Linked DNA regions of Mus musculus: regions 2 and 3 are each linked to region 1. A link is a loop called in an ENCODE intact Hi-C map of the cell type or tissue named here. Cell type or tissue: left cerebral cortex. All regions are shown on one strand.

What was found. A loop is a pair of places that touch in the nucleus more often than their neighbours do. Peaks named below come from ENCODE experiments on the same cell type or tissue, not always from the same donor. Only the 100,000 strongest peaks of a DNase experiment are listed, where the experiment ranks them.
Region 2: it touches region 1 in a loop (10-fold over the local background); 5 of 42 quality-filtered maps call a loop at or near these places.
Region 3: a loop joins it to region 1, with 7 times the contacts of the local background. A loop is called at or near these places in 5 of 42 quality-filtered maps.

Annotation. Positions count from the first base shown.
Region 1 is chr15:45,013,216-45,021,215 of GRCm38, reverse strand. No RefSeq gene overlaps it. Among named protein-coding and RNA genes, the nearest start is that of Gm23343, 69 kb to the right of the region's middle. In left cerebral cortex, no CTCF peak of the experiment used is centred here; DNase peaks (open chromatin) are centred at 2,907, 3,440, 4,268 and 4,715; H3K27ac peaks cover 5,340 bases.
Region 2 is chr15:45,114,013-45,122,012 of GRCm38, reverse strand. Kcnv1 (potassium channel, subfamily V, member 1) reads left to right here and starts at 7,079. Exons shown (of 3, transcript NM_026200.3): 1 at 7,079-7,842. The coding sequence starts at 7,373. In left cerebral cortex, a CTCF peak has its summit at 7,288; DNase peaks (open chromatin) are centred at 6,104, 6,663, 7,208, 7,755 and 3 more places; H3K4me3 peaks cover 2,151 bases; H3K27ac peaks cover 4,578 bases.
Region 3 is chr15:45,098,739-45,106,738 of GRCm38, reverse strand. It overlaps Kcnv1 (potassium channel, subfamily V, member 1), which reads left to right. Exons shown (of 3, transcript NM_026200.3): 3 at 1-455. Among named protein-coding and RNA genes, the nearest start is that of Kcnv1, 12 kb to the left of the region's middle. In left cerebral cortex, no CTCF peak of the experiment used is centred here; DNase peaks (open chromatin) are centred at 1,002, 3,111, 3,584 and 4,585; H3K27ac peaks cover 1,200 bases.

The DNA of each region.
Region 1 (8,000 bases):
AAATGAAGAGAAGCTGATTCCAATTCAATTTAATCCTCTTGCCTTTTCATGCAAAATACTGTGTAATATAAGCATACCATCCTTCCTTCTCATGCTCAGTGGAACTTTAGAAATAGGCACTAAAGAACCTGTTCTCCAAACCCTTTTAAGTATTTTATTTTATTTTTCACTGTATGTGTTTTACATGTTTATAGGTTCTTGGCCTTCCGGTAAGTCTGTTTAACACCAGCATCTAATCTTCTGAGACTGGCGTTACAGATGGTTATAAACCTATCTTCTGGTACCGAGAATTGAACCAGGGTATTCTGTAAGGAACATTATTAGCTGTTGAGCCATCGCTCCAGACTCCAGATAATTTCTACACAGGCTCTCCAGAAAGCCAGTGTTCTATATTCTTAACATGAAGGAAAAATACTTTTAAAAGGAGTGTCCTAAGCCAGTCTTAGCTAATAAGCATTGGATTTATTTGTTAGACTTTTGAGAAGGTAATTTAGTAATTAAGAAAAGAGATCCTTAAATAATATAGTTAAACTGAATGCAAATATACACGGGTACACATATTCTTAGTCTCCTTCCCAATTTTACCCAAGGCTGACCTATGGAAATGTTAGTGAAAGATCTTATTCATGAGGCTTAGATTCACTAGTAATGGGGGGAAGAATATTATACATAGAAAACTACCCTCCATCTCCCTGCTGGGGGCATGCAGAAACGCATCAAAACCCCACTCAGGATATCCAGTGATATTTCTGAGTCTGTGGGAAGGGAGAATGGTTTGCTTGCTTGCTTGCTTGCTTGCTTGCTTGCTTGCTTGCTTGCTTGCTTGCTTGCTTGTGTGTTTTGTTGTGGATAGGGGATGGGAGAGACATAGATAGAGATTTATTACAAATATTTCCAGATCTCTAGTATTTCTGCAGTGTAAGGTGCCAATGTGGCAGGACCCTAAGGTCACCTTCAGTGCAATGCTTTCCCAGGAGGACTCCCAGAACTCAGAAAGTCATTCTTCTTCCAGTCACAGGGTCTGGTTGTGAAAGGACACAGCCACAAGCTAGCAAAAAGAAGAGGCTCACCAAGCAGAGTCCACAGGAGTCCCAGGTGCAGTTTCCATTTCTTTCTCTCAGTGGAGTCATACAGATGGCTGCTGTGGTTTAATGGGAAATGCTCCCTGTAGGCCCATGGGTATGAACATTGAGTTCTCTGCTAGCAGCACTGTTCTGGGAGCTTGTGAAACCTTTAGAAAAAAGAGCCTCACTAGAGGAAGTAGAAACACCAGGACAAGCCTTGAGGCCTTATTGCCCTGTGCCACTTCTTGTCCCAACTCTGCTTCCAGATTTGCAGAGTTATAAGCAAGTAACTGCAGCACTGAGATGGCCCCTGCCAAGAACATCCTTTCATCATGGATGGTAATACTGTATCACTAAGACAATGTGACAAAATAAACCTCTCCTCTAGTAAGTTGTTTCTTGACAGGTATTTGGTCACCATAACTAGAAAAGTAACTAAAATAATGGCTCTGTCCTAATTAGAGTTATTGTTGCTGTGATCAATTGCCCACAATCAAAATCAACTCAAGGAGTTTATTTGGTTTACATTTCTAAATCATTGCTCGTCATGGAAGGAAGTCAGGGCAGAAACATAAGCAGGATAGGGACATGGAGGAAGGAACTGATACAAAGTCTATGGAGGGGTGCTGCTGACTGATTTCCTCTACATAGGTTGTTCTTATAGAATCCAGAACCACTAGCCAAGGGGTGGCACCACTCACAGTGAGTTTAGCCTTAGATTTTATTTTCCTAATTCAAGTTCCCTCCTTTCATATCACTCTAGCTAATGTCAACTTAACATAAAAGTAGCCAATGTGAAAATGTGCATTTTCAAAGCAGAAGAACTTGCAAACTTTAGTGTTCAGAGTTTTATTGAGGCATGGAAATATAGCATAACTCCAACTGCTTCCTGATTGAGTGTCCTGTCACTAGCCCCACAGACGTAGATGTAGGGTACTACATGATCCAACTAGCCCTACTGTGAATCATATTCCTAGCATAGAGTATCACACATAAACCTAGGCACTAGACAGAGTCTAAGTTTTATTAACAGGATATCCCAAGAGCTTAAGAGATTATCCTGTAGAAGCTAATAGAAGGCTAGACCATTGTTTTGGAAAAGTTAAGATTTTATTGAAAACTGAACAGATGAATCTGTTAGTATCACAAAAACAATCAGTATAGTTTGTTGTTGTTGTTGTTGTTGTTGTTGTTTTAGCATTTGATTAACTTAACAAAGTGAAATTTCATCTTCCCCCAAGGATCCAGCAACCTGATGATGCTATAAGCAGTGTGTGGGATATTCTGAAACTTTTCATTTTAATTATAATATGTAATTAATATGTGATATAATTGACTTCAATTATGTTTTAGTGGGTCCTTATGGCTCCACATAGCATAACAGCTCCACAGTGGTGAGATCAAGTCTCAAACTTTATGGGCTTCTAAGTAGGTCCATAGGTCAGTCCCTAGTCACAATAGGTAAGTGATCCCCACTGTCAGCCCATTTGTAATAAACTTTCCAACCAAAGGAGAAGATGAGAAGAAGTGTGAGATTTGGAACACATAAACCTCTGTTGAATGCCTGGATGACGTGAAACAACTGCAAAGTGAACTAGAATCTTATCTTCTAACTATAAGTTATAATCAGAATTATAACCAGAGGTGATGACCAGAATTATATAGCTTTGATGACCAAGCCAAACCCAGAAACAGTCTCGTCAGTACAACCTCACATATGTCAGCGTTATGAGACTGTTTGCATTATCAGCCCCAAGGGAAAAGAAAGAAGAGTGGGATGAGCAGGCTCAGCAGTGTCTGCGTCATTAAGCTCTCTCCAAGGAAGTGACAAAATGACTAGTGGCTATATTTTTAAACCAAATCTAGAGAGCCCTCAAGTTTGAGTAAAACTGTTATTTGAGTGCCTGTCTTCTCAGCCACCACCCCCATACATATGTTGAACACATTATACCATCAACAGAGCATTTTTAAATATAAAAAGCAATACTGATTTTGTATCGTGCACATCAAGAAGTCCAGATTAAAAATGGAATTCTAGTCGAAAAGTTCAAAAAAGGACAAATGCACTACATGTAATTTCCTCAAATTGGAAAATATGAAAAAGTGTATTATTGCCTTGCATGCTAAGCCACACAACTTGAAACTCTAATGCCTTCTAAGATAACGGCACAAATCACATGTCAATTTCCTGACTCCCATAGGTAGTAGTTTGGATAATCTGCAACAATTGCTTAATATTTTTCAGAGACTAATTTTTTTCTTTTGTGAAAGAGTGTGATTACCAGATCAATTTAGTTTTTCTTACCTGACCTGATGAGCAGAAGGGATGATGCACAAACATGAAGCCTGGTGTCCAACAGGTTTTAAATCATGACCCACAGAGCTGCCCAATAACAACCTGGGAAATGAGGACCAGGTCTTGAAAATGCTCAGTTAAGATGAAGTGCTATGGGGGATTACTTTAAAATGTAGCTTCTATAGTTTATTTATGAGTATAAATAGATATGTTAGATAATTCCTGCTAAGGTGTGCTGTGGCTTGGGAGGCAGAGCCAGGCGGATTTCTGAGTTTGAGGCCAGCCTGGTCTACAAAGTGAGTTCCAGGACAGCCAAGGCTACATAGAGAAACCCTGTCTCAAAAAACCAACCAAACAGACAGACAAACAAACAAACAAACAACAAAAAAAAAAACCCTATTTTCATCTTAAGGGAAAAACTGAAGACTTTCCATGCTAATTGTGCCTTTAAGGTACATAATGTCAGTTGTCTACATGACATTGTGTCCTTTCTACATATATCTAGATTTTGCTGAGTAATACTATGTCTACTTTTGGGAACTTCCCACCTAACACGTAGAAGCCATTTAACCCAGTCCTGCTGGCAAACCAGCTATAAAGATATTTCTTCAGAAAAACGCCCCAGAATCTTGTCTTTCCGTTCTAGGTAAAGTAAATCCCACAAATTCTATCTTACTAGTTCTTACTTTGAACATAAAAATAATCTCTGGAGTTACAGCTACCATTTTGAGATTATGAGGTGACTAAATGATGAAAAACAGAAGATAGAGACACGGAAAAAGATGAACCATGTGTCTTTTGTCAGTGGGGACACACTTGCTGCCACCACAAGAATCCCTGAACCATAGTGGGCAGTGACGGCTGCACTCTATAGCAGTCACGTGGCACTTCGCCCATCACCATGGCACAGAGAAGAGAACTTGGCAGAAACACTCACTCTTAAAGGTTCCTGCCCCAAAATAGCACAAGCTACATCTGCTCCCATCCCAATGGTTAAAGCACATTACGTAACTATACCTCACATCCAGGAGGAAACTAGCAAAATCATACCATGTGTCAAAAAGGAAGAAAATCAAAACATTGATTAACAGCTTCGATGAACAGTTACAATTTTCCTTATGTGAGGAAAAATATATCCTGTTTGTTGAGTCACTTTGGATTGGATTTCCTATAACTTCTAACCAAAAAAAAAAAAAAAAAAATTAGTCAATAAGCCTTCAAATTGTCTGAATTGCTAAGATTGCCTATGTAAAAGTCTATAAAATTACATAGCATTGTTTTGGTCTTGCTTACACAGCCTTTTCTAGGAAAGACATTTTCACAACAGGCTTCCTGGTATTCTGACATTTACAAGCTTTCTGTCTCTCTTCCATAATGCCTCCTGAGTCACAGAAGCAGGAGCTGTGATGTAAATATATCCATTAGGGCTAGGCTGCCCTTGATCTGTTGATCTCTGCACTGTAACCACTTATGGGTTTCTGTGATTGTCTCCAATTTCTATGAAGGGAAGATTCTATGAAAAGGGGCAGTAGCTACATATATCTGTGTATATAAGAATAAGATTTGAAATGTAGTAAGGAATAATGCTGGTTTGGCAAAGTGGTGGTAGTAGATTATTTTCTAAGGTCCATGATCTCACTATTCTCAGGCAATTGAATGGGTTCTCAAGTACTTTCCAAGTACTATTGTTTTTCTCTTAAGTGGATCTTACATCCTAGTAGACAGCTTTTAGTTACTACCATGCAAGTGCCTAAGTGTCCCTAATTCAGCAATGGGGACTTACCTTAAAGTTCTGAAAGGAGTCACTTGGGCTACCCTGGCAGAAGGAAGTCTCGATATCAAAAGACATCCTAATGTACAGTGAGGAAGTGTCATGAGATCCAACACTAGCCAAGGAATTCTACATAATTTATGACTGCTGGGAGAGGGAAAATTACCCCCTTCCTGGAATGGGCCCCTGTAGTAGTTTAAAAAAGAATGGCTCTCATATAGATTCAGTCTTTAATTCACAGTTTGCGTCACTCTTTGGGAATAATTAAGAAGTATGGCCTTGTTGGAAGGAGTGCATCACTGGGCTAGGAGCTGAGGTTTCAAACACCTACACCATTCCTAGATAGCTCTCCCTGATTCATGGCTTATGGATAAGCTCTCATCTAATGTTCCAGTACCACAGCAGCCAGCAGCTGTGCTCCCCACCATAATTATAACTCTCTGGAGCTGCGAGCCCAAAATTAAAGGCTTTCTTCTATAACTTGCCTAGCTCATGGTGTCTTGTTACAGTAATGGAAAAGTCACTAAGAGAGAATCTAGTACAAAGATGGGGTATTGTTGTGGCCACTCTGGCCATGCTGCTTTGGGATTTCAGGGTGGACCATAGGAAAGATTTTGGAACTTTGGACTAAGAAAGTGCTTGAATACTATAAGCAGGGTTTAACAGACTATTCTATTAAGAGTTTGGAAGAAAGTAGTGCTAAAAGCAATGTAGCTAGGTAAACCCAGCTCAAGAGATTTCATAGTAGAACAATATTAGCAACTGGGCTAGTGGCCATTCTTGAAATATTTTGGCAAATAATGTTGCTTTCTTTTGTGTATGTCAAAAGAATATGCCTCGGGCTAAATTGAAATTTTTAATTAATTTCCTTGCTGGAGGACGTTCCAAGACAGCCTAATATTGATTCTGTCATATGTGTATTAGTAATCATTCCTATGGGAGTGTGCAAGGAAAAGAACAAGCAAGGCAAAAAGAAAAAACACAACATGGAGTTTGAAGCAAAAGAAAGACCACCAGGAAATGTAGAGCTGTAGTCAAGGCTTGTGCTGGAAGAGGTAAGACTAAAGACAGCTGGGTTCTGAAATGAAATAAAGGGAGAGAAAGACAACACCCAAGTAAGCTTTCAACAATTAAAAAAAAAAAAGAAAGAAAAGACCTGAGGACCTTTCTACCCCTAAAACAACACTACAAGGGAAAGTTTCTGCAAATATAGGGGGTCAGGATCCACCCAAGTGATCAGCCAAACTTGATAGGATTGTGCACATGTTCTGACTTTAGAGTCATGCAGGATACACAAGTAAAGGAATCATGGAATCTTCCTTTGCAGTTGAGGAGAGCTTCTGAGTCCACGCATGCAGCAGGGAATTCCTTGAATGGAGATCCTGAGATGCCATTGCATAGAGCTGTGAAACTGAAACCTGGATTACACTGGTAAGCTCAAGATTTTAGAGATGCTAGAACCATAAAACATCTTCCAAAGCAAGTTGTAAACATGAGGTGAAATATCTGCTGTAGGAAGCAGAGGCACAAGGGCAGAGCCATCCAAGCGCTTTGACACGAGGTATGAAATTGTAGAATTTGGAGTATTCCTGTTGGGGGGTTAGACTTGCTTTGGTTCACTATTTAATCACTATGACCCCAGTGCTCTTCTTTAGAATGGCAGTGTACATTCTGTGCCATTATATGTTGCCAGATTATAATTGCTTTTGGCTTTAGGGTGTAACTGTTAGTAAACTGCCTTCCATTTCAGAAGAGACTGGATTTTTAGGAAGTGTTGACTGTGAAAGACAATGGGAATATTTGAAATTGGACTAACTTGCATTTTTGCATTATGAAACAGCCAACAGCCTCTGATGGCCATGGAATGGGACATGATGGCTCAAATAAAAATGCTCTATGTGCTTGAATAGTTGACCTCACGTTGATGGGACTGTCTAGGAAGGATTAGGAGTTGTGGTCTTGTTGGAAAAGGTTTGTCACTGGGGACAGGATTTGAGGTTTCAAAAGATTCACCCACAACCCCAGTGGCTCCTTTCTGCTTCCAAGATGCCACTTTTACTTAATAGAAAGTACTCATCCCCTAACCACATACATACCAACAAAGGTATGTTTTATATTTACATGCTTATATTTTTGTGCACATTAATAATAATCAAATTTTAAAAGCCTAACAATTTGAAAATATGCCACATGGGAGGAGTTGAAGGAAGAGTACCTGGGAGAGACAAAAGGGAAGAAAGGAAATGTAAAAAGCCATATCCTCTTGTTTTACTTAAAAATTTATTTAAAGTAAAGATTATATAACAAAGTAGAATTCAGTTCTATTCAGAAGCATTATAGCTTTTTTATTATTATAATTGACCTTCAAATGATTTCTCTTTGAAGAGAGATTTAATGGTAAGCTCTAAAATCAATGCTTTTCAGTTCTTTTCATTTTTTTAGTAGATTTTTCTTTACTTACATTTTTAATGTTGTCCCCGTTCCTAGTTTTCCCTCCAGAGATGCCCTATCTCCTTGCTTCTCCCCCTGCTCACCATCCCACACATTCCCACTTCCTGGCCCTGGCATTCCCCTACACTGGGGCATCAAGCCTTCACAGAACCAAGGGCCTCTTCTCCCATTGATTACCATAAAGGCCATTCTCTGCTACTTATGCAGTTGGAGCCATGAGTCCCACCATGTGTACTCTTTGGTTGGTGGTTTACTCCCAGAGAGCTCTGGGGGGGTACTGGTTGGCTCATATTGTTGTTCCTCCTATGGGGCTGTAAACCCCTTTAGCTCCTTAAGACCTTTCTCTAGATCCTCCATTGGGGACTCTGTGCTCAGTCCATTAGATGGCTGAGAGCATCCACCTCTGTATTTGTTAGGT
Region 2 (8,000 bases), 100 kb before region 1:
ACTGGGCAAAAGAGATAAATGAAATGGGTAATTTTCTAGATAGATAACATGTACGAAAGTTAAATTATTAAGTCACAGCTTCAGACAGGCACCAGGTCCGCACAAGATGGGCACTCAGTAGACAGGAAGACACAGAGAAAGATTCAGGAGGCCTCATGTCTCAGTACTGAGCTATTTACCACTGATGGATTTAAGGAGAGGAGGTTTGTTGCCTTCATTTCCATGATTTTTTGTAAGCAGTAATAAAGCTGTGTGCTATTAGAAAAATAAAATATCAGTAGCTTACTAAAGCAGATAAATTTGATCAAACAAAAATGAGAACAGATATAATGTTGTAATGTTTGACTTTCCCTGGATTCCTACTTTTTTAGATTTCTGGGAAATCTGTTTGTGGGAGAACTGTGAGGCCATATCTAAAACTGAGATGTCAATCAGATTCAGTGGTGAGAGAAGCCATATGGCTGCCTGTATTTCCAATGTTGAAAGAATGACAAATTAAACACTAAGTTACTACCATTAAAATTTTCTCTAACGTGTATAGAAAATATACACTGGATCAAATGAATTCACCTTATGTTTTAAGACCTTGTCATGCTTTGTGCATGCCTAACACCTTAGCATTTGGGGGGCTGAAGCAGGGGGATTACTAAGAAGCAGTGTGATGTTTTGTGACAAAACTGTTCCTAAAGCTCTGCAAAAGAGGATATACAGATTATAAGAGCTATTATATCAGGAAGTTTGTTGTGAGTCTGTGTCTGTGAATAACTTCAGAGGCTCCATTCAGGAAGTCTCATCAATATGATGACCTAAACACGGACAACAGTAGACATGCCAAGGGGGATATGAGAGAAAGACCAAGAAGCCTCAAACCTACATGAAGAACTACAGACAACAAAGAAATGCAACAAGCATAAAATATAGTCTTCCAAGGGAAGAGCACACAACTTGTTTGTCTAATACTAAAAGGTCAACCCTGAAAACATACATACAAGTAACATAATACTATCAACAAAGCAGGTTATATTAAGAAATGTATGTGTGTGCATATACATGCATGCATGTAACAACAATTAATGAAAAAAGAGGCCATGAATTTGAAAGAGAGCAAGGGCTTATTGGAGGATTTGGAAGGAGGTCAGAGAATGGGTAAATGATATAATCACCAAAAATAAAAGAAATAATTAAACCTAATCAAATTCACATTTCCATTCTTTATTACTGCAGAAAAGTACAAAACTGTGGACCACAGAGCTAAGTAAAAAAATCCTTAACTGAGTTTCAACGGAAATGTGGTCAGCCGATTTCTGTGTAATGAACTCAACAGAATATATTTTATTAAATCAGTGTTCTGTGTGCTGAAACCAAGATAATGATGTTAGATATTAGAATATGTTCTAAACAGTTTCATATTCCATTTAACATTAATATTTAAGCATAGACTTCCACATAGACACCACAAATATTATATGATATTTGATGTTTTTATTTAATATGCTCAAATTCTATGGAGATTCTATCTAAGGGAACTCTAAGCCACAAAACGTACCCATTTGGTTAAGAAAAAATTTCATTTCTCCTTATGTATCTTCATATGTCTTTGCTTTTTTGTCCTTAGGCTGCCTCTGGTTTCCCTCTATTGTCTTACATAAAGTAATGACAGTGTGACCTTCTTAATATTCAACTTCAACTTTACTATAGTGTTGATTTCTCATGCTTATATTGCATGTGTTTATAATACTGTCTATAGCATATCGTAAAGTATATGTAAAGCATATAATATATGGTACATACAGATACATTATATATATATATACATACATATAAAATAGCCGTGACCTCCGATTATAAAAATAAATTTCTGGGAATAATTGCCAATTGATAAACTGTTCAAGTTTGAGTGGATTGCAGGGACATAAAAGAAACACAAAATAAGAAAGCATTCATAATATAATGAAGTACAAAAGTTATCTTATAAATCCTGGGTGAAAGAACTTGTTGCATTTCTTGATAATGAGATAAAACACTAGACAGAACAGATTAAAATTTTACTGTTAATAGTCCAGTATTAATATGAGGGTCTATGCTTAACCTTACTGCATCTTGTGATGCTGTGATCAGTTGATATCCATGGGAGGCTTGCTCTTTTCTGAAGGGAAATGGAAAAGCAGCGGATATGGGGAGAGAGGATGCTGGGGAAACTTGTGGGAGTAAAGGGAGGGCAGGTGGCAGCTGGGACGAATTGCATGAGAGAAGCACAAACAAAAAGGAAAATATTAATAAACCATATAAATTCAATGAGCAGTGCATATTTAACAGCTTTCGATCTTTCCACATAAGGGATTCTAGTAAAGCTGAATGAAGAGATTTCAAACTCTGTGTTTGGTTCAATTAACAGCTCATGAGAATGAGGAGCACAGCACTTGCCCTGTGTCTGCATCACTGATTCTAAATCTTGTTTATAAAAGTTTAAATTAAGTGCAATTCCAGACTTAATCAGTGAAAAATAAGTGCCTACCCAACACGCTTGGCATAATCCAGGAAATGTAGATGCATATCTTTTGAAATCAGAGTAGCATAATGCAAATCACAGAATGACCAATCAGGAATGTCATCTAGCATATTTAAAGAATATAATCAAGTAGTAAACTGTGAAATTAATGAATGCTATTTTGACCATTGTTTATATGCCATAGCCAATGCCTTAATTATTTAGAATAAAAAAAAGCATTTATATTTAAATTTATCTGTAAAGAAAAGATTTCCACTGACTCCTGCATATTATGACTCCATTTTTATAACAAATCTTTTCAAATAATACAGCTTTTAAATCGAGCAAATAAAGTCAAATCTACATCTTCAACCTATGTGACACCTATGTAATTTTAATGGAAAATTATTTTAATGGTCTCCTCTTTGTTTTATGTAACATAATAAATAATAATAATAATAATAATAATAATAATAATAATAATGTCTGTTTTGAAACGTTCTTTGGTTTATAAATGATGTTATATAATGTCAGATATTTAGTGTGGTGCCTATCACATAGTAAATATTTAGTGTAAATGAGGGGGTGGAAATCAGGAAAAATGTCCTAAAACATTAAAAATAAAAAACACGGAAGGATTTAGAGGGAAGAAAAGAGAGAAGTTGATGTCATTCAATTATAATTTCAAAAATTAAATAATGTATTTTTTAAGCTATCATTTCAAAAACTAGAAGAATGGCAGGTAACATTCTCTATCTCATCTAATTTTGAAACAGTAGCATAAAGTACAATCATTTCTACTGTTAAACACATGAGAAAATGAGGCAACTTATTAAGTTTATATGTCCAACAGAATGCAAAGCATGAATTAAACATGTAAAGGTAGTATCTATTTGTATCATGATATTATTGTCATCATCCCAATCCTCGGTGTATGCTGCTATCTCCATAACAGACTAGGCTATAAAAATGAGCTCTTGGTTACTTCCAAAGATAATTGCCTCCCCTTGGAAGGAATCCAGAACAAACCCACATTAAGCTAAATTCTGCATTAGAGTGGGCTGTCATACAGTTGGGAGGATTTATTCCAAGCACCTAGAAGGCACATGAAAGATGAATACATAGAAGTCATCAGATTTTTTTTCCTTTGAACATATCCCAATGCTGCGAAGAAAAGGAGATTACAAAAGGTATTTTAAAAGGTCCACACAATTGACTATTCTGGTTGTCAACCACTGCAAAATCAAATACAGGGCATTGTGATGCATGAATTGCATAAAGTGCTTTCTCTTTTTTCAATGAATAACAAAATTTAAGACAATTTCATGTAAACATATAAGCCTAGAGTGATAGGGTTTAAAATAAAAAAAAAGTAGAATTGTCCCAAGTTGACTTTTTAAAAGCTTTTATTCAAGATATTTTCTTTTTTTTTTTCAATTTTCCCATCAAATCATCTTATCCAATTATAAAATCTGTGAAGTTAAAATATTTTGGCTATAAAATAAGTGAATGTATATTTCTTAAATAAAACTTCAGTGAGTTAAGATCATATCTCTGTGTTGTTATTTTGAAACATTAATATTTTAAAGCATTAATAGTAATTTCACAGAAGCATTATGGTATGCCATCCAGATGGATCACATATAAGCCAAGTATGAAATTAATGTGAATAATATTTTCATAAACCAAATAAATGGTTTTATAATAGAATTTCCAACATGATGACTTCTAACACTTATTTTCACAGTTGTCATCAACTGAGCTAGATACCTTGAAATCTGTCATGATGACAATGCCTGTCTTTATGTGCATTGTGAGAATTCACACACTTAGCAATGGGCTTCATGCTTAAAAAGTCTTCATTTGTATTTCAGTATGTGTGGCATATGTGTGATGGATGTGCACTGTGGATGGTATGTGTGCCTGAATAGGCACAAAGACTAGATGAGGACTTAGCCTGTCCTGCTCTTTCTTGCTCTGCCTTATTCCTTCCCTTGAGACAGGATCACACTGAACCCCGACTTACACTGATGTCCCACAAGCCCCAGTAATTTCTCTTTCCCCTTTACAGCAATGGAATTACAGGCAATGCACGACGTATGGGTTTTGGGTTTTCGAAATGTGAACCCGGGTCTTCTTGCTTGCACAGCAAGTGTTCCTAGTGACTGAACCATATCCTTGTATCCCTAATGGTAAATATTATAATTACTTCCTTAGGACACCATCACAACTGAAAGTCAGGAATCTGGCAATGTGACCCACAAGCCCCACTCATTTTCCTCACCTAAAGTAATGTTGTAAAAATTTACCCATTTCTTTTCTATAATCTGTAAGGCTAGTCTAGAAATTTATTATTGATCATAAGACTTAATAGAACTATGAACTTTTGCCTCTTTTCAATGACTAAATCATCTGTAATTGAGATGAAGTTTTATCCTTAATAAAAAAGGGCACTCTGTTAGCTTTTAAAACAACATGATATCTAACCTTATAACCTTATGATGAACAGGTTACTGGAATAACTCATATATTCTGCTGGGAAGAGTTCCTTAGGAGAAGTAAAAGTCAAGAGAATGGAAAGCTACTAATAGAAGCATAACCTAGAAACTTCAGAGTTAAAAGGATTTATTGAAATTTCTCCTCAGTTCTTACTGGATAACGGAAAGCCCCACAAGAAGGAATTTTCATCTGTTTTCTTCATAACGCCTAGCAAGCACATCATTAACTCTGACCATTCATAAGAAACAAAAGGCAAAAGTCATCCTAGGTTGATTCATTTGAAAATCAGCAAAACATGCCATCTCCACAATTAACTTGTGGAGGTAGCCTCTGAAATTTAGTACTATAGTTGAATACGTAATAGATGAGTTTAAATCACTCAACTTCTCTGTCTATTGCATTAAATGAGCACATGAATGCCTCATGGTGTTGTTATGACAAAACAAGCTATTGGAGTAATAGAGAGCCTGCCAAACTTCTCGGTATGAACTTAGCAGCCAGTAATTGATTTGCCATCTTTATTAAAACTGACTATCTTGAAGAGGCACTGAAGTCTATAACAATGAAAAGCCCCCAAAGTTGGGTGACAAAGTGAGACCTAAGCAGCCAAATGTTTGTCCCATCAACTGGAAAAGCTCTCCTCACTACAATTGTGTATGTGTGTGTGTGTGTGTGTGTGTGTGTGTGTGTGTGTGTGTGTGTGTATAAACCACTTACTAAGAAACCACAAAGTAGAGTCTGGCAAACACTGGGAAATACTGATTGTAAATGGTTGCTAGATGCAGTGATGAATCCTTCTCCATAAACATGGAGAAGTAGAATATAACTGTTCTAACCTTGCTTCACTCAGCACTTTACCACTTTGGAAACGTTGGAGTATTTTTGTGGACACAGATGGTGGGGAATGGAAATCAAATGCAGTAATTCTTGAAGCCTCTTCTGATGGATGTAATATTCAGTGTCACTAAGCACTCCTTTCCTCTCTGGCTCTAGCCTCCCTACTTCTATTCTCTAAAGAGGCTGGCCACCTAGAGCTTCTTTCAGTTCCAGCGGAGTGCTGGGCAAGGGTGGAAGCATAACTCCCACAGAATCCTGAGGCCAGGCCTGAAGCCAAGATGCATAGAGGCAGAGCAAGGCAGCAAACGCTGTCTAAGATCTGTGCTGTGAGCAGTTTCTGGCTAAGATCTATGCTGTTAGCAGTTTCCATTCTGGACTGGTGAAGTCAGAATTCTCACTTGTAGACCAGACAGATTAAAGAATACTACAATATCCGTTTGAGCTGCACTGGCTGAGCAACACCCAGGTGTGCCTGAAGTTGCAGGTGAGTCACTGCACCAGCCCTGTGTCCAACAGGTTGGCTGAAGACATAGCTCTAAGAAGCCACTAGGCACTTTGCTAATCACCTGATCTCCTGAATTTAGCTTCTGCTTTAACCGTGGGGTCGCTGTTATTTAAACTCTTGCCTCAGCCCACGCTTGTTCTATTCCTTGTCTTTCTGCCTTTCTCTTTTTCCTAAAGCATGCACTCCCCTTTGTGTTGGAGAATGTGCCCAGAATGTCTCTTCTGAGGAAATGTGCAGTGTCCCTGTGGGCACCCGGTGTGCAGAACTCCCCTAGTCCTTAGTGAGCCACTGTAACTTCAACTAAAAGGACTATTTCTCAGCTAGGAACTGAAAACCTAAGAGAGATGACAATTCATGAATGACAGATGGGAACCAGGGAGACGTGGGAAGAAATCTTGAGCAGGGTACCCCAGACATACTTCCCCATGTGTTCACAGCCTTAGAGAACATCACAGAGTGAATACCTTACAATAGATGAGGGAAGGCTATAAATCCTCAAGTTAGGACTCATTCTGCTATTGCCACCTGTTTCTGAACTTTTAGCCGCCCATTTCTTGCACCTGACAGGGTCCTCTCTGCTTCTACTCTCCAGATCTTCCCATTCCCTCCCTTGCCCAACTCTGCCACCGGAAGCCTTCAGATCTTAAATTTACACACCATGTAGGCTGGGGAGTGGGGGTTGGGAGTTCTGAATTACAAAGTTGAGAAAAGGCTCTACCTATATCTAGGAGGGGCCACCGGAACAGACTGTGTATCCTGGGTTGTTCCCTGCCTGGACGCCACACAACTGCTTGCAGGGTTCCCTCCGCGCGACCACTCCTGTGCTCCCAGCCTCATCGCTCTACCGCGCACTCGCAGCTCCCTAGCGACACCAGCCATCAAGCTGGTGGAAAGAGTAGGGGTGTGCAAGTGGGAGGCTTCTCCCTCGGGAACCTGGGAGATCCCTGCCGCCAGCAGGGGCCGTGGCACCGCCTGCGCGGGGACCCACGCTTCCATCCAGCGCCTTCCCAACTTCCCAGTGCCTTCAGGCCAAGGCGGTCAGGATGGATCTGTCACCCCGCAACCGGCCGCTACTGGACTCGTCGTCGCTGGACAGCGGTTCTCTGACCTCACTGGACTCCAGTGTCTTCTGTAGCGAGGGCGAAGGGGAACCCTTGGCTCTGGGGGACTGCTTTACAGTCAACGTGGGCGGTAGCCGCTTCGTGCTCTCGCAGCAAGCTCTGTCCTGCTTCCCGCACACGCGCCTGGGCAAACTGGCCGTAGTGGTGGCCTCCTACCGCCGCCTGGGTGCCCTGGCTGCCGCCCCCAGCCCCCTGGAGCTTTGCGATGATGCGAATCCGGTGGACAACGAGTACTTCTTTGATCGCAGCTCTCAGGCGTTCCGTTATGTCCTGCACTACTATCGCACTGGTCGCCTGCATGTCATGGAGCAGCTCTGTGCGCTCTCCTTTCTTCAGGAGATCCAGTACTGGGGCATAGATGAACTCAGCATTGACTCCTGCTGCAGGGACAGGTACCAGCAGGGCGCGGCGGTTGGGCGGGAAGGGAGGAGAGGGTGGTAAGAAAGCACAAGCAAAGACTTGAGGCTTTGTGTAAGCTTGTCTACTCCAGCTCTGCGAATAGGTGTGTCTGCGTCTTGGCTGAAGGTAAATGAATCCGAAAGTCAACTTG
Region 3 (8,000 bases), 86 kb before region 1:
AGGAGACAATGAATGGAGAAAACTGATTTTTCATTTATGAGTTGTTATAAACTGGAGATAACTTCCAGGTTAGAGAAAGGGGCTGTGTTAAATTCTCCTCTTGTCTCTGGGAGTCCATCTGGTGCAGAACCAGGCAAAACTCTGTGTACACTGCCACAGTTTCTATGTTTTCATTTGTGCATTGATCTTGTTGTGCTTAGAGGGCTTTGGACCCCCTATTCCCTCTGATTCTTACAATCTCCCTGACTCTTTTTCCACAGGATTTTGTAAGTCTGGAAGAAAGAGGTATGATGGAGACAATCCATTTAGGACTGAGTGTATCAAAGTCTCTTGCACTATGAACATTGTCTAGCTGTATCTTTGTATTTGTTTCAATGTACTACAAAAAGGTATTTCTCTGATGATGACTGAACAAGGCACAAAATTGTGAATATAGCAAGATGTTATTAGAAATCATTTTGTTTTGTTATATTCCTTAAGTAGAACAGTTGTCTTCCCCTTAGGTCTCTGGGCTATTGGTCTCTGGTTATTTACCCTCAAGTAGTGTTAGGGATGGGTTCCATCTCATGGAGTAGGTCTTAATTCAAATCATATATGGTTGGTGTGGTAGTTTGAATAAAAATGAACCCCATAGGTTCATAGGGAGTGGCACTATGACCTTCATAGGAGGTATGACCTTCCTGAAGTGAGTGTAGCCTTGTCATAGAAAATATGTCACTAGAGATAGACTTTGGGGTCTCAGGAGCTTAAGCCAAGTCTAATGACTCACTGTCTCTTCCTGCTACTTGTGGATCAATATGTACAACTCTCAACTACCTCTCCAGTACCATGACTGCCTGCATGCCACCATTTTCTCCTCATGATGATAATGAACCAAACCTCTGAACTGTAAGTCAGATCTAATTAAATGTTGTACTTTGTAAGTGTTGCCATGGTTATGGTGTCTCTTCACAGCAATAGAAACCCTAAGACAGTTGGTTACTCCCACAAGCTTTGTGCCACTATTGCACTAGCACTTCTGAAGATATTGTAGCTCAGTTGGTGTTTACATTTCTCCTTTGGGCTGTGCTCAAGTACCTTCCAGTAGCATACACATTAGTTCGTAGTTGTGAAGTTACTAGGTAGGCACCAGCTTGAATCCTCTGTGTTCAATGAATTGTGTAGTTGTTGTCATCAACTATAAGGCCTTACTCCCAGTTTGTGGAACACAGCCAAAAACCTTGATAATAGGCTAGGTTGTTGGAGGATCCCATGGGGCCCCTTCAGCCAACAACTAGATTAGACATAATACATTCTTGGCTTCATTTGATAATGTGAGACTTCCAGTTAGAGCTCCTTCCCTCTCTTCATTTGCTCTTCCCAATTCCTGCCCCTCTCAATCCATCCACAACTATTTATTCTATTTTCCATTCTTAGCGAAATCTACTTCTATCCCCTAGTCCCTTAATTTATACCTATCTATTAATTCAACAAATAATTTCTTAAAACACTATGATTATTGGGTACTAGAGATCACTTGGTAATCAAAACCAATCCCAGTTCTCTTCAGTTAATATCCTATCCAGTGATATATGGGAAAGAAAAATAACAAATTTGAGATATTAGGAGACCAAAACTCACCTAAATCCATACAGTCGTTAGATGGCAAAGTCGGGAAATAGTAATCTATCCAACTATGAAAAAAATATCCTAAGATCACGTTGCTAGGTTTCCCTATGCACTCACTATGCCTTAAGAGAAACATTCACAGACATGGGTTTTTTTTCTCAAGAACAGTTATGGGAGAACTTGCACCTTTTATAGCACAAATATAGGTTTTCCTTAGAAAAATCAATACTTGAGATTTTTCTATAAAAAATATGTGTATGTGCATACATTCATGTACTTCCATGATGATGGACCATCCTAAAATATTTTCTACAAGTATGGCTTGTTAACTATATAAATTTTGTCAAGATCTAGACATTTGCAAAAACATTTAAAAGTCTTTTAATAACAAGTTTACCTAAGAAATTGTATTTTAAAGATTTTGCTATTTTTAATAACCAGCAACATGACTGAGCAGATAAAGACATCTGCTGCCAAGACCAATGATTGAATTGAAAACTCTAGTACCCTGGTTATGCGAAGAAAGAACTGACTCACAAAGTTTGTATTCTTACATCCATGTACTTTCCTATTTGTTTCCCCAACACAAACACACACACTAAATAAAATATAACAAACATTTTTAATGCACTCTGTAAAATGTTTTAATATTTTTAAAAGCAAATATACTCCCTACTAGGAGTCACATCACAATTCCATTTTGCTGTTTCTCTCATATATCTACATATAAATATTCAAGACATGACCCATTGATCAATTAAATGATTAATAGTAATAAGTAGTATGAAGAATGCACAATGGAGTTCAATGAGATCGAAATCTTTGTTATGAAAAAGTGTTACTTTTATTATAATCCTTTAACTAGCTCTTATAGAAAATATGTATGCTAACCCAAGCTGTCTAAACAAAACACTATCTTTGGATACATTTGTTTCACTAACATGAAAATTTTATTCTGCTGAAATTTTCAGGCATCAATTTTTATCTTATCCGTCCTTCAATTTTAGTCCAAGAATGGATTGAAAACCAGTGTTCCAATGCCTTTTTCAATGACATCTCTTTACAAAGAACCTCCAATAACCTCTATAAGTCATAATGATATATATAAGAAAAACATATAAGGAGAACATTATCAATAAGCCCTATACGCAGTTGTTTAATGGAATAATTTAAAAGTCATAGAATAACCTGGATGCTGACAATTTCCCCGAGTTTGCCTATATTATAGTCAGTTCTTTATTCTCTCCCTTGCCTCCACTGACCTGCTTTCTGACATTCCATCAGGGCTGACCTATCCCAACTCAATCCAATCCAAAGCCAAGTTTTATCATCCCCTGTAAGTCACAGCTGCTGCCTATTCCTCTTTACATTCATTTCAGCAACTCCATTTGGATTCTTGGGTTTCTGGGCAATCAAACTGTACCTCCTGTGCCCATTCACATTGAAAATAAGTGGAACCTGCAAACGCCTCCCTTTGATTCTTATTTCACTGATAAAATTGAATCATCGAGGAGACATTCTACAAGAACCAGCACCCACACTTTGTCACCCACCTCCATCTGTTCTTTTAATTTCTGCCTTTCTATTACAAGAGTCAATCTGCCCATCTCACTTTTCTCCCCAGTTCTAGGGATTTCCTCAGGAACTCTTTCCCTCTTTCCCACAAGATCATTACTTCTCCTTTCTCCCATGGAAATCTTATTAGCATAAAATGTGTTTTAGTGTTCCCATTTTTAAACAGCAAAAGAAAAAAATTTGAGCAAATAACCTCTCTGGATCTTTCATGATCTAAAATGCATCTAATTTTCTGCTCTCTTTTATGAAAAAACTCCTTGGCATAAGTTTCTAAATCCAGTCTTTTCATTTACATAGTGTTTCTTTTCCTTTCTCAAAAATCCACTCATTAGTCTCTTGCTAGTCCATCGTCTGTAGAAGCAGTGTTCCTATGACCAGTAATGATCCTATCACTGAAAGTTTCAGTCATCAGTGTTCAGGTTCCATATTGCTCCAGCAGCAGCACTTCACAGGTTAATTATAGACACTTCCTTGAAACACTTCTTCCACTTGACTCATATCCCTGCACAGCTACCTAATTTTACTCTTCCTTACTATCACCATCTCTTCTTGCTAAGATGGTCCATTATACCTAAATCCTATTTATTTATATTTTTCATTTGATAAAATAATCTGGTTTGTGACCTAAATATCACTGATACTTAGTCAACTCTTACATTTTGATGCTAAACCAGCATGATGCTGATTTAATGGGTAATTTTAGTAACCCAATGTTTCAAAACACCTTTCATGTTTGCCTATCAACTTTTATAAGGCCACAGAGTAAAATAAATATATCTAGCTTTGAAGAATACAATGCAACTAAATCTGAAGAAATGGTCAGTATTAACCTTACAATTCCTTTTCATTTTCCACAGTTCAGAAGGTACTCCGAATTATGTGAAATTTTATTCCACCTTTTAAAAAGGCTTATAATCTAAGAGGCTTACTAGGAAAAAGAAAATAATGAGAATGTGTGTGTGTATTCTATTGCAAAAATATATCAAAAGAAGTTATAATTGAATTAAACAAGATTTGACAGATGAGTAAAGAAACGTATATAAGTAAAAAACTAAATGATAAGTGAAAGCTCACTAACAAATGTGATTTTGGAATTCAAGGCAGAAACATGTTTCTTGGTATTCATCATTAATCACTTCAGCATCCAAACAGGAGGTTTACTTTTAATTTCAGTTATATTATTAAGAAAACCAAATCTTGAAAAAGTAATTTCAGTTTCACTAAACTAGGGCAATATTTCTGAAACCCCATCGTTACTCCTTTCTTTACTGAACAGCAAATGTTTTCTAACGGGTCTATAATTATCATTGTCAACTCATTCTAAATAGTACATGTGAAAATAAAAGACAGAGTTGCTATGGAAACTGTATAGAAAATTCATTTCAGCAGGCCTAACTTCTAAAGTTAAAAAGAAAGAAGAGATTTACAGACAACAGGACTACCTTGACCACAGCCATTAAAAGGAAAGCAAAGGGGCAAATGATGTGCAAGTGAAAACCTTCTTATACCACAAGCAGAACTCACAGATTCTTGATTCACATGAGCTTTAGTATTTAGCAATTTGTTAAGCATTTTTTCTTCAAATGACAACCAATGAAAATGTTTCTTTAAAAAACCTCATGCATAACAATGTAATTTATTTTTTAATATTTTAAGGTCATAATTGACATACAGTAATGGTATATTATATCTTCATTAGAGGAAAGGTAATCATGTATACAGTTAACAATGATCAAACCCTTAATCATAGCACCCTGGGGAGAGGGGGAACAGAGGTCGGTATATCTCTGTGAATTTCAAGTCAGCCTGATCTACAAAGTGAGTTCTAGGATAGCCAGAGCTATAGAGAGGAGCCCTGCCTCAAAAGAAAAAAATAATTTTTTTATATTTCTAATTATGAAATAGCAAATTTTATTATAATTATATAAATGTTAACAAAAATTTTGAAACTAGATTTTTTTCATACAATATATTCTTGCTACAGTTTCTCCTCCCTCGGCTTATTCCAGTTCCTCTCTGCTCCTCTACTTATTTTGGTTCCTTTCCCTTCCCCATCCCCTCCAGATCTACACCTTGCTAGTCTCTCATTAAAAAAGAAACAGTCCGCTAGGGAGTAATAAAAAATTAAAATAAGATAAATAAGCTCAGATAAATCTGATGAAATAACCAGACAAGAAGAACCCAAAAAGAAAAGGCACAAGAAACACATATAGACGCAGAGTCACATATGTTCACCTGCACACTCAGAAATCCCACAAAAGCTCACAACCAGAAACCATAGGTAAGGTAGAAAACAAAATCAACAACAAATAACAACAGCAAACATACTCTCATTTAACATAATGAGATAAAGAACCTCCAAAGATACTACTGAATTTATTTCCTATTGCATACCTACTGCTAAGGATGAATCCTACCATTAAGATTGGTTCATTCTCATCACCCCCCCCCCATAAGACTTCGTTGGAGAAAAATAATTTTTTATTTATGAATGGCCATGAATTGGTTATCCATTATGTGTTAAGGATTGGGAACAAATATCCACTTTCTTTCTTAGACTTCATCTGGTGCAGAACAGTGAAATCTCTGTAAAACCTGACATAATCTCTGTAAGTTAATATGTGCACCAGCCCTGTTGTATCTATAAGGCCATAGTTTCTTGGTGTCTTCCATCACCCTGATTGTTATATACTTTTTTCCCTTCTTCCTCGGAGTTCCTTGATCCCTGAGGAGAAGGATTTGATGGAGACATCCTATTTAGGGCTAAGTGTTCCAAGGTCTTTCAATCTTTTCATATTGCCTAATTTTGGTTTATGTTATCATCTGCAGCTGGAGAAAGCTTCTCTGATGATGACTGAGCAACACACTGATCTACAAATATAGCAGAATGCTATTAAGAGTCATTGTATTGCTATGTACCTTCAGCAGAGGAGCAGTATATGGTGTCCCCCTAGATCACTATTTGCTCTCAGGTTCTTGGCAGCATTGGGTATGTGCTTCATCTTATGAAGTGGGCCTTAACTCAAATTGGTTGCTTATTCTCATATCATTGTGCCACTATTACAATAGTATATCTTCCAGGCAGGTCAGTAATGTAGATCAAAGACTTTTTGTCTTTGGTGTTCACCTCTCTCTTTTGGTAGTCTACAAAATACCTTACCATGAATACTAGTCCACAGTGGTGAAAACTCTCCATGTTCGATGAATTCTTCAAGTGTTGCCTTAAGTAATAGGACCTTACTGCTTGTGGAGAGCTAACAATAGTACTGGCAACGAACTGGATTGTTTGTGAGTTCCCATGGAATGCCTTTGACTAACAATTTGATTTAGAGGTAACACATTCCCAGTACTAGAAGTTTCATTTGTTGATGAGAGAGATGTTCAGTTGAGGCTTAATCTACAGTTTCTTTTTGGCAATTTCTTTTAGAATACCTTCATATATTAATATGGATATAATAAATATACTATAGAAAATACACTAAAATTATTTATGTATATTAAGAAACTTATACTGTATTAGATTTCTGCACAGCTCCTCAAATGGACCTGGATTTTAGCTGTCCTTCCCCATATTTCTTCTTCTGTTCCCCTTGTGCTTCCCCTCCTCTGTTTAATCAATCAGATCAAGTCAGATCAATCTCTTCTCCTAATTCTCTTACTTTCTACCTAACCTCTGTGTTTCCATTGATAATATCTTGCTTATCATTGACTAAACAGTCTACATCAAAAATATGAGCAAATGCATACCATATTTGTCCTTCTGGGTCTGAGTTGCTTCACTCAAGATGAATTATCTAGCTCCATCCATTTAATACATCCTAAAAATTCCAGGTCTCTGATTTTTTTTAACAGATAAGTAATATTTCATTGTATAAATTACCATGTTTTCTTTATCCATTCATACACTGACAGACATCTAGGTTGGTTCCAATTACTGGCAATTACTATACCTGGCACAAACCTTAAGTCCAAGTGGATCAAGAACCTCAACATAAAACTAAATACACTCAATCTAATAGAGGAGAAAGTGGGAAAGAGCCTTGAACTCATTGACACAGGGGGAAATTCCTAAACAGAACTCCAATGGCTTATGCTCTAAGATCAAGAATTGATAAATGGGAGCTCATGAAACTGGAAAGCTTTTGTGTAAGGCAAAGGACATCGTTAATAAGACAAATCAGCAACCTACAGATTGGGGAAATTTTTCACGAACCCCACATCCAATATAGGGCTAAGATGAAAAATATATAAAGAATTCAACTCAAGAAGCTAATCACACACACACAAACAAAAAATAAAAAAATAAAAAAGTCAGGAATAGAACTAAACTGAGAATTCACAACAGGAATCTTGAATGGCTGAGAAGCACCTAAAAAAATGTTAAAAATCCTTAGTGATCAGAGAAATGCAAATCAAAGGACCCTGAGATTCCACCTTACACCAATCAGAATGACTAAGATCAAAGCCTCAGGTGACAACACATGTTGGCAAGGATGTAGAAAAAGAGAAACACTCCTCCATTGCTGGTGGGATTGCAAAATGTTACAACCACCCTGGAAATCAAACTGAAGGCTCCTCAAAAATTGGAAATAGATCTACCTGAAGACCCAGTAATACCACTCATGGGAATATACCCAAAAAGATGTCCCACCTTTCCACAGGGGTATGTGTACCACGATGTTCATAGCAGCCTTGTTTGTGATAACTAGAAGCTAGAAACAAGCCAAATGTCCCAGGACAGAAGAGTGGATACAGAAAATGTGGTTTATTTACACAATGGAATACTACTCAGCTATTAAGAAGGAGGACTTCCTGAG